2 separate regions of the Homo sapiens genome follow, and region 2 is linked to region 1. A link is a loop called in an ENCODE intact Hi-C map of the cell type or tissue named here. Cell type or tissue: PC-9. All regions are shown on one strand. Links, peaks and the distances in the headings refer to the core of each region. The heading gives the core; the rest is flanking DNA. Region 1 overlaps LOC101929770 (a long non-coding RNA gene). Region 2 has its middle 230 kb from the start of MIR4642.

What was found. A loop is a pair of places that touch in the nucleus more often than their neighbours do. Peaks named below come from ENCODE experiments on the same cell type or tissue, not always from the same donor. Only the 100,000 strongest peaks of a DNase experiment are listed, where the experiment ranks them.
Region 2: it touches region 1 in a loop (7-fold over the local background); 2 of 110 quality-filtered maps call a loop at or near these places.

The regions. Positions count from the first base shown.
Region 1 is chr6:44,759,966-44,765,349 of GRCh38, reverse strand. All of the region lies in intron 1 of LOC101929770 (a long non-coding RNA gene), which reads right to left. Among named protein-coding and RNA genes, the nearest start is that of MIR4642, 330 kb to the right of the region's middle. RefSeq lists an enhancer at 5,133-5,384. In PC-9, for the core only: no CTCF peak of the experiment used is centred there; a DNase peak (open chromatin) is centred at 2,679.
Region 2 is chr6:44,658,646-44,664,029 of GRCh38, reverse strand. No RefSeq gene overlaps it. Among named protein-coding and RNA genes, the nearest start is that of MIR4642, 230 kb to the right of the region's middle. In PC-9, for the core only: no CTCF peak of the experiment used is centred there; a DNase peak (open chromatin) is centred at 2,539; H3K27ac peaks cover 666 bases.

The sequences.
Region 1 (5,384 bases), core at 137-5,136:
ATTCCAATCAATAGAAAAAGAAGGAATCCTCCCTAACTCATTTTATGAGGCCAGAATCATCCTGATACCAAAGCCTGGCAGAGATACAACAAAAAAAAGAGAATTTTAGACCAATATCCCTGATGAACATTGATGCGAAAATCCTCAATAAAATACTGGCAAACCAAATCTAGCAGCACATCAAAAAGCTTATCCACCATGATCAAGTCAGCTTCATCCCTGGGATGGAAGGCTGGTTCAACATACACGAATCAATAGACGTAATCCATCACATAAACAGAACCAATGACAAAAACCTCATGATTATCTCAATAGAGGCAGAAAAGGCCTTCGATAAATTCAACAGCCCTTCATGCTAAAAAAAACTCTTCAATAAACTAGGTATCGATGGAACGTATCTCAAAATAATGACAGCTATTTATGACAAACCCACAGACAATATCATACTGAATGGGCAAAAACTGGAAGCATTCCCTTTGAAAACTGGCACAAGACAGGGATGCCCTCTCTCACCACTCCTGTTCAACATGGTGTTGGAAGTTCTGGCCAGGACAATCAGGCAAGAGAAATAAATAAGGGGTATTCAATTAGGAAATGAGGAAGTCAAATTGTCCCTGTTTGCAGATGACATGATTGTATATTTAGAAAACCCCACCGTCTCAGCCCAAAATCTCCTTAAGCTGATAAGCAACTCAGCAAAGTCTCAGGATACAAAGTCAATGTGCAAAAATCACAAGCATTCCTATACACCATTAACAGACAAACAGAGAGCCAAATCATGAGTGAACTCCCATTCACAATTGCTACAAAGAGAATAAAATGCCTAGGTATACAACTTACAAGGGATATGAAGGACCTCTTCAGGAGAACTACAAACCACTGCTCAATGAAATAAAAGAGGACACAAACAAATGGAAGAATATTCCATGCTCATGGAGAGGAAGAATCAATATCGTGAAAGTGGCCATACTGCCTAAAATAATTTATAGATTCAATGCCATCCCCATCAAGCTACCAATGATTTTCTTCACAGAATTGGAAAAAAAACTACTTCAAAGTTCTTATGGAACCAAAAAAAGAGCCCACATAGCCAAGACAATCCTAAGTAAAAGAACAAAGCTGGAGGCATCATGCTACCTGACTTCAAACTATATTACAAGGTTCCAGTAACCAAAACAGCATGGTACTGGTACCAAAACAGAGATATAGACAAATGGAACAGAACAGAGGCCTCAGAAATAACACCACACATTTACAACTATCTGATCTTTGACAAACATGACAAAAACAAGAAATGGGGAAAGTATTCCCTATTTAATAAATGGTGCTGGGAAAACTGGCTAGCCATATGTAGAAAGCTGAAACTGGATCCCTTCCTTACAACTTGTACAAAAATTAATTCAAGATGGATTAAAGACTTAAATGTTAGACCTAAAACCATAAAAACCCTAGAAGAAAACCTAGGCAATACCATTCAGGACATAGGCATGGGCAAGAACTTCATGACAAAAACACCGAAAGCAATGGCAACAAAAGCCAAAATAGACTAATGGGATCTAATTAAACTAAAGAGCTTCTGCACAGCAAAAGAAACTACCATCACAGTGAACAGGTGACCTACAGAATGGGAGAAAATTTTTGCAATCTACCCATCTGACAAAGGGCTAATATCCAGAATCTAAAAAGAACTCAAATTTACAAGAAAAAAACAACCCCATCAAAAAGTGGGCAAAGGATATAAACATACACTTCTCAAAAGAAGACATCTATGCAGGCAAAAGACACATGAAAAAATGCTCATCATCATTGGTCATCAGAGACATGCAAATCAAAACCACAATGAGATACCATCTCACACCAGTTAGAATGGCAATCATTAAAAAGTCAGGAAACAACAGATGCTGTAGAGGATGTGGAGAAATAGGAATGCTTTTACATTGTTGGTGGGAGTGTAAATTAGTTCAACCATTGTGGAAGACAGTGTGGCGATTCCTCAAGGATCTAGAACTAGAATTACCATTTGACCCAGCCATCCCATTACTGGGTATGTACCCAAAGGATTATAAATCATACTACTATAAAGACACATGCACACGTATGTTTGTTGCGGCACTGTTCTCTATAGCAAAGACTTGGAACCAACCCAAATGTCCATCAATGATAGACTGGATTAAAGAAATGTGGCACATATACACTATGGAATACTAGGCAACCATAAAAAAGGATGAGTTCATGTCCTTTGCAGGGAGATGGATGAAGCTAGATGAAGCTGGAAACCATCATTCTCAGCAAACTATCACAAGGACAGAAAACCAAACACTGCATGTTCTCACTCATAGGTGGGAACTGAACAATGAGATCACTTGGACACAGGGTGGGGAACATCACACACCAGGGCCTACTGGGGGAGGAATAGCATTAGGAGAAATACCTAATGTAAATGATGAGTTGATGGATGCAGCAAACCAACATGGCACATGCATACCTATGTATCAAACCTGCATGTTGTGCACATGTACCCTTGAACTTAAATTAAAAAAAAAAAGTCATACCTTGGTTAAGCCTTATTGGTTTTGGTGAGTCACTTGGGAGGTTGCCTTTGGTTAAAACAAAAGTTCAAATGCCAGGAATACCAGCTATTTTTCCTGGCTAAAATCTGATAATAAGAGGTATGCAAAGACTTTTTTTTTTTAAGCTCTATGGTTAAAGTCAGCTTAATTAAAAGCTGATATACAAGTTCCTCCTTTCTCTTTGTTGTCTTTGGTCGCACATGAAAGAATCTAGAAGAGACTTCTAATGACTCAAATTCCCTTAAGGCACACAGAAAAGAGTACCACTAACCCTCTTTTTGGGGTATTCTGTCTTCCTGTGGAGTCTGAAGAGTCATGGACGAGTTCCTCTCAGGTCTAAAACTCTGCTTTCTTTTGTATTGTATTACCTGATCTCTTTGGCTTTGAGGGGTACCAGAGATTTCTCTGTACTGTGAGAGAGCACTTGACCTTTGTATGTGTGATGGCTGCTGAGTCAATGGCAAGAGCTGCAGTTTTGGAGGTAGCTGACAGCAGCTGTTTAAAATGAATGGTTATTTTCTAAAAACTTTAAAATTTTTATTTTTGCTTTCTTTTTTCTCTTCCTTACTTTAGGAAGTATAATGAATGGTTACTATTAGAGAGGGCTACTCATTTCTTTGCATGTTTAGATTTAAAAGGCATGATTTAAACACTTAAAGAAATGTGTTTCTAGTAAAGTGCACTGTGAAAGCATTGCGTGGCTCAGTCCCATGGCATTCTCCTCTTTCTGGGAACTCAGGATAAAGTGTAAAAGTGGAGTCCTTGATTTTTAAATATCTAGATGTTCTGCCTCCCAACTGCACCTGCTTTTCACATAAATTATTAGGCCATTAAAAATTACAAATGCTTTGTTGGTCATGTTTCTTAATGGGCTCTGCCCTGAACATAGCAGTCCAGTTGGAAAACAGGCTAAATTAAAAGCTACTTATCTAAATAAAATTGGTCTCCTTATAAAATGCTATGGCATTTTCCTATCATTTGTGTTACCTTGGCATCCATTTTAAATCTTTCTCTAACACACCCAAACTCCTTCTTGAAAGAAGCCAAATTCTCTCTGTCTCTCTCTCTCTGATTTGAGAAGTAAATTTGCTATCATGTTTTCTCTAAAACTCCGTAAGGGCTTCAGCCCTGTGAGAGAGATAAACTTTAACCTTTTTCATTCACAAAGACACAGTTTGAATCCCACCATCCTTTCAAGCTAGTGACTTTTACAGGTCTCATGGTTAAGAGTTTTAAATCAAAGCTATAATGTCTTTATTTGTGCCTGTCTGTATTATGTGTACATATATACATGGCTGTTTGTATATTGGTTGTGATACCATTGACTTATAAATAAATGAGGGCTCATAAGTTAAATAACCCAAATGCTTTTCAGGTCCCTGTGACTTTAGTACTCTTTGGTAAATAAAGATAGTTTTTAAATTGTTGATAAAATAATAGAAATGTCTTCAGAATTTTAGACATTTTTGCCTGGGTCTACTGATCAGATCTGTTTATAATGTCTCTACTAGATATTTTAAAGTCATAAAGCTGTTGCTTTTATGATATTTTTGACACTTGCTTAATTTGTCTGTGAGCTTATGTCTTTGAATTTGGGCCTTTAAATCCTGTGGTATAGATAGTGGCCATGGTGAGGCCTTGGGACAGTGCCTGGGCTGCATCCTCCCTGGGTCAGCTATGCCTCTTGACCATGCTGGAAAGGCTGCATCCAACCTTTGTCCTGGGATCTGCATCTGACACATAAGTAAAATCGGTTCCTAGGTTTTTCACTGAAAATCAGGGTTACTAAGAGTTCACACTGGAATTAATATATGCAATTAAAACTACTAAGTATAAGACAAACAATTCTACATACAGAGTATATAAAGAAAGTAAGATGCAAAAAGAGTTTTTAAAAAGAATAATTTTTTTCCTTTTACATGAGAGAACTTTGTGTGGTCAAAACAAGAGGGCAAGGAAAGTAAATTTTCACCTAAGGTAGAATGCCAATATAAAAAGGGGATATACAACACAAAACTGAAGGTTTAAGCAAGTTGTAGAAGGCCTGTAGAAGATTAATCTCATGAAAAGAATTTTATGTGTGATTAAGTTGGCTAAATTAGAAGGGGATTATTTTTCCTAAAAATGGAGCATATCAAAAATACACTGATGCAGGGCCAGAGTTAGGCCCCTGGGTCAAAATAACAGGGTTTTCTTGGAGCACTGATCTGTTCTTTAATAGAAAATTGTAAAGGTTAAAAGGTTTACAGAAATCTTGTGCAGTCAAAACTGAGATTGAAAGATGGCCGAATAGGAACAGCTCCGGTCTACAGCTCCCAGCATGAGCAACGCAGAAGACGGGTGATTTCTGCATTTCCATCTGAGGTACTGGGTTCATCTCACTAGGGAGTGCCAGACAGTGGGCGCAGGTCAGTGTGTGCGCGCACCGTGCGTGAGCAGAAGCAGGGCGAGGCATTGCCTCACTTGGGAAGCGCAAGGGGTCAGGGAGTTCCCTTTCTGAGTCAAAGAAAGGGGTGATTGACAGCACCTGGAAAATCGGGTCACTCCCACCCGAATACTGTGCTTTTCCGATGGGCTTAAAAAATGGCGCAACACGAGATTATATCCCGCACCTGGCTCAGAGGGTCCTATGCCCACGGAGTCTTGCTGATTGCTAGCACAGCAGTCTGAGATCAAACTGCAAGGCAGCAGCGAGGCTGGGGGAGGGGCGCCCGCCATTGCCCAGGCATGATTAGGTAAACAAAGCTGCCAGGAAGCTCGAACTGGGTGGAGCCCACCACAGCTCAAGGAGGCCTGCCTGCCTATGTAGGCTCC
Region 2 (5,384 bases), core at 150-5,149, 100 kb after region 1:
CTCCTCCCGGAGAGATGGCTTTGACCCTGTAGGGGATAGCATTCTGGGGGATGCCTTGCAATAATCCCATTGTCCCTTGCCCCTTCCTCTTTACCTCCACTGCCTTCAGGCCCTTCCCTTGCTTGCCTGGGTTACTGTCAACCACTAAGGGAGCCCTGCTTTTGCTCCCCCTCCTGTCCTGATCCTTTCAGCCAGATTAACCTTTTCCAAAATGTAAATCACATCATGTCCCTCCCCTACTTAAAACCTTCAAAACTCCCTTCAGCTCAGAGAACAAACTTCGAGTGCTTGGTTTGCTGCACAGAACATTCTCATGGACACTCTCCTGCCCCACCTGCCAGCCAGGCCATGCCCCTTGCAGGTCTGAACTGTAGAGTCCTGTTGTCACCCTTCTACCTGGCTAACTTCTGTTCCTCTTGGGCGCAACCCAGCTGTCGGCTTCTCCTGGAAGTTTTCTCAAGCTGCATTAGGTCTACCTTACTGTGCTCCCTCATTTATGGAATTTCACCCCACAGAAATCCTTCCTGTTCGCCCACATAAACTTCTTGAAGGCTGGGCTTGTGTCTTTTCCCCTTGTACTCCCAGCGCCCAGAGCAGTGGGCAATAAACAGTTCTCCCTCCATCATTTCAGCACCAACTTTCCTTCGGTCTTGCTCTTGATGACTTAGACACGTGTCCTGGACACTGATGATGGTGATTATAATTACAGCCCTAGGGGCTACAGAGCTGAGTAGGCTATTTATCTCTGCCCTAAATAGGCGCAGACCACTGGGGCTTTGAAATGGTCCCTCCACTCTTTCTGCTGTGAATTCTCACCTCTTGCTGCTGACTGTGTGTCTTACTTTATGCCCAATTATTGGGTGAGGGCCTCGCCTGTCTTAAAAATTAAATTGCAGGGCTCTGAGCTGTTTTCCTTGACAAGCAGGAGTCTTGTTCTCTACCTTTGTCTCTGTGGTTTTTGTCCTCAACCGTTGGAATGGCAGGAATTTGGCTTTTGGACAAGCCATGGGGGCCGCTGCAAGGGCTGTGTGTGAATTGCCCCCTGTAGATCTGGGGAGTGTGGATGGACAGCACGCCAGCTGCAGACTCAAGAGCTTCCGGATTGTTTCAAGGGCTAATTTGATTAAGAATAACTTTAATTCCTGGAACCTGCTTTGAAAACTTGCATCTGTGTAAATGTCAAGTTTCTTAGTGTCAAATTGAAAACCACAAAAGGACAGATGTTTTGCTTAAGCTGGAGGACGACTAGCCCAGTTGGAAGAAGGACACACAGGGAGGCCAAATGGGGCCACCAGGACAGAGCCCGGGCCCGGGGAAGTGCTTCTCCTCTGATGCGTGACGTTTCCCGCAGGTGTGCCCTGTCTACAAGGCAGGTCAACACGAGGACCCAGCTGAAGGCAGTAGCGCACCCACTAGGAAAATACCTGTATTTGTGAGTGGCACGGGCACAGGAGCCACCTTGAGAAAAATGTGAACATTCCAACCACCCAGTTACAGGAAATACAGAGCTCACAGGAACATGTTAGATTGCACCACTGGCACACAAGGAGCAAAATCCAGCATAGGGGAACTCTGTGGGACTGCACAAACTCTATTTTCCTCAACTAATAAATTGCAAGGAAAAGAGAGAGGGGGTGGAACCTCTAGGTCAGGGTTCTCAACCTCAACACCCTTGTCATTGGGGCTGGATAATTTTTTGTTGTTAGGGGTCTCGGGGGCTGTCCTGAGCATGATAGGATGCTTAACAGCATCCCTGGCTTCTACCCACTAGATACACTCCCCACCAACCCAGTTTTGACAACCAAAATTGTCCCCAGACATTGTCAAGTTACCCCTTTAGGAGCAAAACTGCCCCTAGTTAAAAGCTCCTGCTGTAAATTCAAAGAGGCTTAGGAAACATACTGACCAATCACAATGTATGGACCTTATCTGGATACTGAAACAAATAGATAAACTGTTTAAAAATAAAAAAAGAAATATTTATGGGACAATTACAGAACTGTATACTTGATACTATTAAAGGGTTCATTGCTAATATTTTAGATATATAGTGGCATCATGAATATCTTTTTTAAATTCCCATTTAGAGACACATATTGAAACATATAAGCGAAATGATATCTGACATCTGCGCTTTGCTTCAAAATAACCCAGGGCAGGGGCAGGGAGTAAAACAAAGAAGAAACAAGATTGGTCATGAGTTAAAGATAATTGATGGGTCGTGGAGCTTGTTATACTAGTTTCTCTACTTTTGTATATATATTTTTTCACAAAAAATATGTTAAATGAAAGAAAAAGAATAAAAGAAGGGAAGGACTAGTTAGGACTCTGAAGCTGAAGATATTGTTTCTCCTCAAAGAATCGCTGTCACCTTCTCATCAGCTTTTCCCAATCTTCCCTTTAATCAGATCCCTCTGGAAGCCTGTGTCAGTGGTGTTCACCACTCTAAAAAGCTCAAGCTGTGCAAAGGAAAGTCACATTGGGCTGAATCCTTGTTGCATGAGAATTTTAATAGTTGATGTTATCTGCATGACCCATCTTGCCCAAGCAGTTCTCTCCCTAATGAGTTCTGGCAGTACAAGGTAGGCATTCCACAAATGGCTTTTGCATGCAGCCATCTGTGAGTGAATGAACTGGTGAATGGGCAGAGTTCAAGGTAGTCTGCTGGGCTGTGGGAGAGATGTGACTTAATAAGTAAGTCACGGTCCCTGCCCTAGAGGAGTTCACTGTCTACTGGGGGCTAGTTTAAACAATCAATGCGAAAATAATTCAGAACGAAGGAAATGCTAAGTAGACTCTAAGCAATGTGACATGGTGTGGCCAATTCCAAGCAACAAGGAGAGCCAAGTCTCAGCTCAAACCTTGGGGCCTGATCTCAGAAGGAGCAGCACCAATTCTTATGACATCCAGTTGCTTTTTACGATTCTTTCAGTTGTGAAGTCATAAAAGTTGTCCTACTCTAACAAATTCACCGGGGAGACTTGGCTGGCTACAAAGGAGAAAGTCTGTTTACATTAAAAAGGAAAAAAAAAAAAAAAGAAAAGAAAAACAGATGAACTACTGCAAGAAAACCAAAAATCAGAAAAAGCTGTCGGTGGCTTAATATGCTCTTTAGCGGCTTCAGAAGATCTGACTCATGCCTTTTCCTAATATGTCTTCCCATGTCAAAATCCACCACCTCAAAGGGAAGCAGAAGATGGTCTTACGGAGACCATGCTCTAGGCAGCTGCTTCTGAATGGTGCCAATGTGTTAGCTCACCGCCCGAAGTGCAAAGTCCTTTTAGGAAATTGATTTTCCTTGGATAAAGTCACTTCCCTCTCTGCACCTCAGTCTCTTCCACTGTAAGATGAAGCAGTTGGATGAGATCAAGCATGGCAAATTTGTGGCACACTTGCCACTCCTTACCACTCTGTGCTCAAGAAGACAGGCGTTGCTAATTGAGCTAAGCACCTTTCCACACCGAGCCCAGACATACCGGGCCTACTCAGTGGAGGATTCCAGTCACACGCAATCCATCAGAGGGAAATGATGCTTGCCTCAAACGTACTTGTCATCTCTGGCCTTCAATGTCCCAGAATTTTAAGTGAGTTTAAAAATCCCTGACCAAGAACACATCCACAGAGAGAAAACCCAAGCACACAATTACTTCACATCCAAAGGTTATGGAGAACTTCTACTTGCTGAGTGTCATGATGGGATTCAGGCAGAAGACAGAGAAGACAGGGCCCACTCACCCAGCTTCTTCCACAACTTAAGGGGCTTATGATTTGATTAGGGAGAGGAGACTTACAGGAAAACACAAGCCACAGCCTGACACCAGGGCCAGATCACGGACAGTCAGACCACAGCAAATGGAGGTGGAGGTGGCATGGAGTGGGCAGAGAATAGGAGACTTGAGCTGAGCCTTGACGGATGAGCAGAGTAGACAAAACAGCCAGAAAAGCCAAGGTCATTCGGAGCCAGGCCCCTGCCCTAAGCTCTCCCGCTGCTCTCCTGAGTGATAAGCGAGCCCCTTCTCCTTCTGGGCTGTGTTTTCTTTGCAATGGGCTCCATTCCTAACCCATTTTGCAGGTGATGCAATATCCATGGGGATGTTGGGTGGTGAGGCTGTCCTAACAGCATCCAATAATAGGAAAGGAAATTAAGCTTGAGAAATCCACACTCAAAGGCATCTTTTCTTCCCACAAAGGAAGTATCTGGAAGAAGTTTGCTGGTGTGTGAGCATTTTATCCATTTCCCCACACAGACTGAATTTAGCACAGAGGGTGGAAATGAAAGGATCGGGGAGTCCCTGATCTTAGCTGCATAAACTGTAAGAATTCTGTTTTCAAAGTGGCTACCCCAAAACTTTACGCCAGAAATAGAGCTGACCAAGGCAGAATCTGCAGGTGAAGAAGTCTGTTTTAGCTGTGTGTGTAGTGAGATAATGTAAGACCGTATAATGGTAAAAGGCACTGTTCAATATGTGTACAGGGAAATATACTTTTATCTGTTATTGATTTCTAAAGAGGAGTAATTTGAGAATGTGCCTCAGCCTAACTGTAGAGGGATGGATTGGAAGCCTATTTCATGTCTCTCCTGGGTCTGACCACAGGTCAGTCGGACAACAGACTGAAGGCATGTCCTCTCTCCACAGTGGCCAGGCTTTGGCTCAAGGTGGAATACAGTCCCTGGACTGGGAGCCCAAGACCAATTACCCAATCGGTCAGACCTTGCCGCCACTGTGTGCCCAGTTTTCTGTCCCTTTGCATGATACAGATTACAAAGGATGGCAGTCAGGTGGGATTTGAGGTGTGCCCTTGTGGCAGAGGAAGCAGCTATTTGTCTGTTTAGGGTCCAAAATGGGGGCTGGGGGAGCTGGAGGGGGGCAGATGACTCTGAAGCTTAGAAACTCATCTGGTCTTTTCTGACTCTGTTACTTTTTATCCATAAATGTCCCCTAAGAGAACACAGAAAGGAGATTTGATTCTATTCTGCTTGCCCTCACCATGCTTCAAATCACAGTAGTCCGAACCAATGAAACTCCCAGAAGACATCTAGCCCAACACCGCCCCATGTCCCCATTTCTTCTATTTTGATGTTTTTAATCAGCAATTGTCTGAGAAGTCCACTTGACAGGTTTGTTGGAATTGTGTCAATTAAAAATAAACAGCTTGGAAGTGGAAACTACCCAAAATATCTATGAACAGTCCAATGGATATATAAATTGTGGTGTCATCAGATGTTGGAATACTATACAGCAATGGAAAATGAGCAAACTGCAATCAGACATAATGGTAGGAAAGAAGGTAAAAGTAATCCATGATACAGAAGTTAGGAGAGTGGTTCTCTGGGGGAAATAGGGCTAGGAGGTAGTATGGTGGAGTTTCTGGGTGCATGTAAT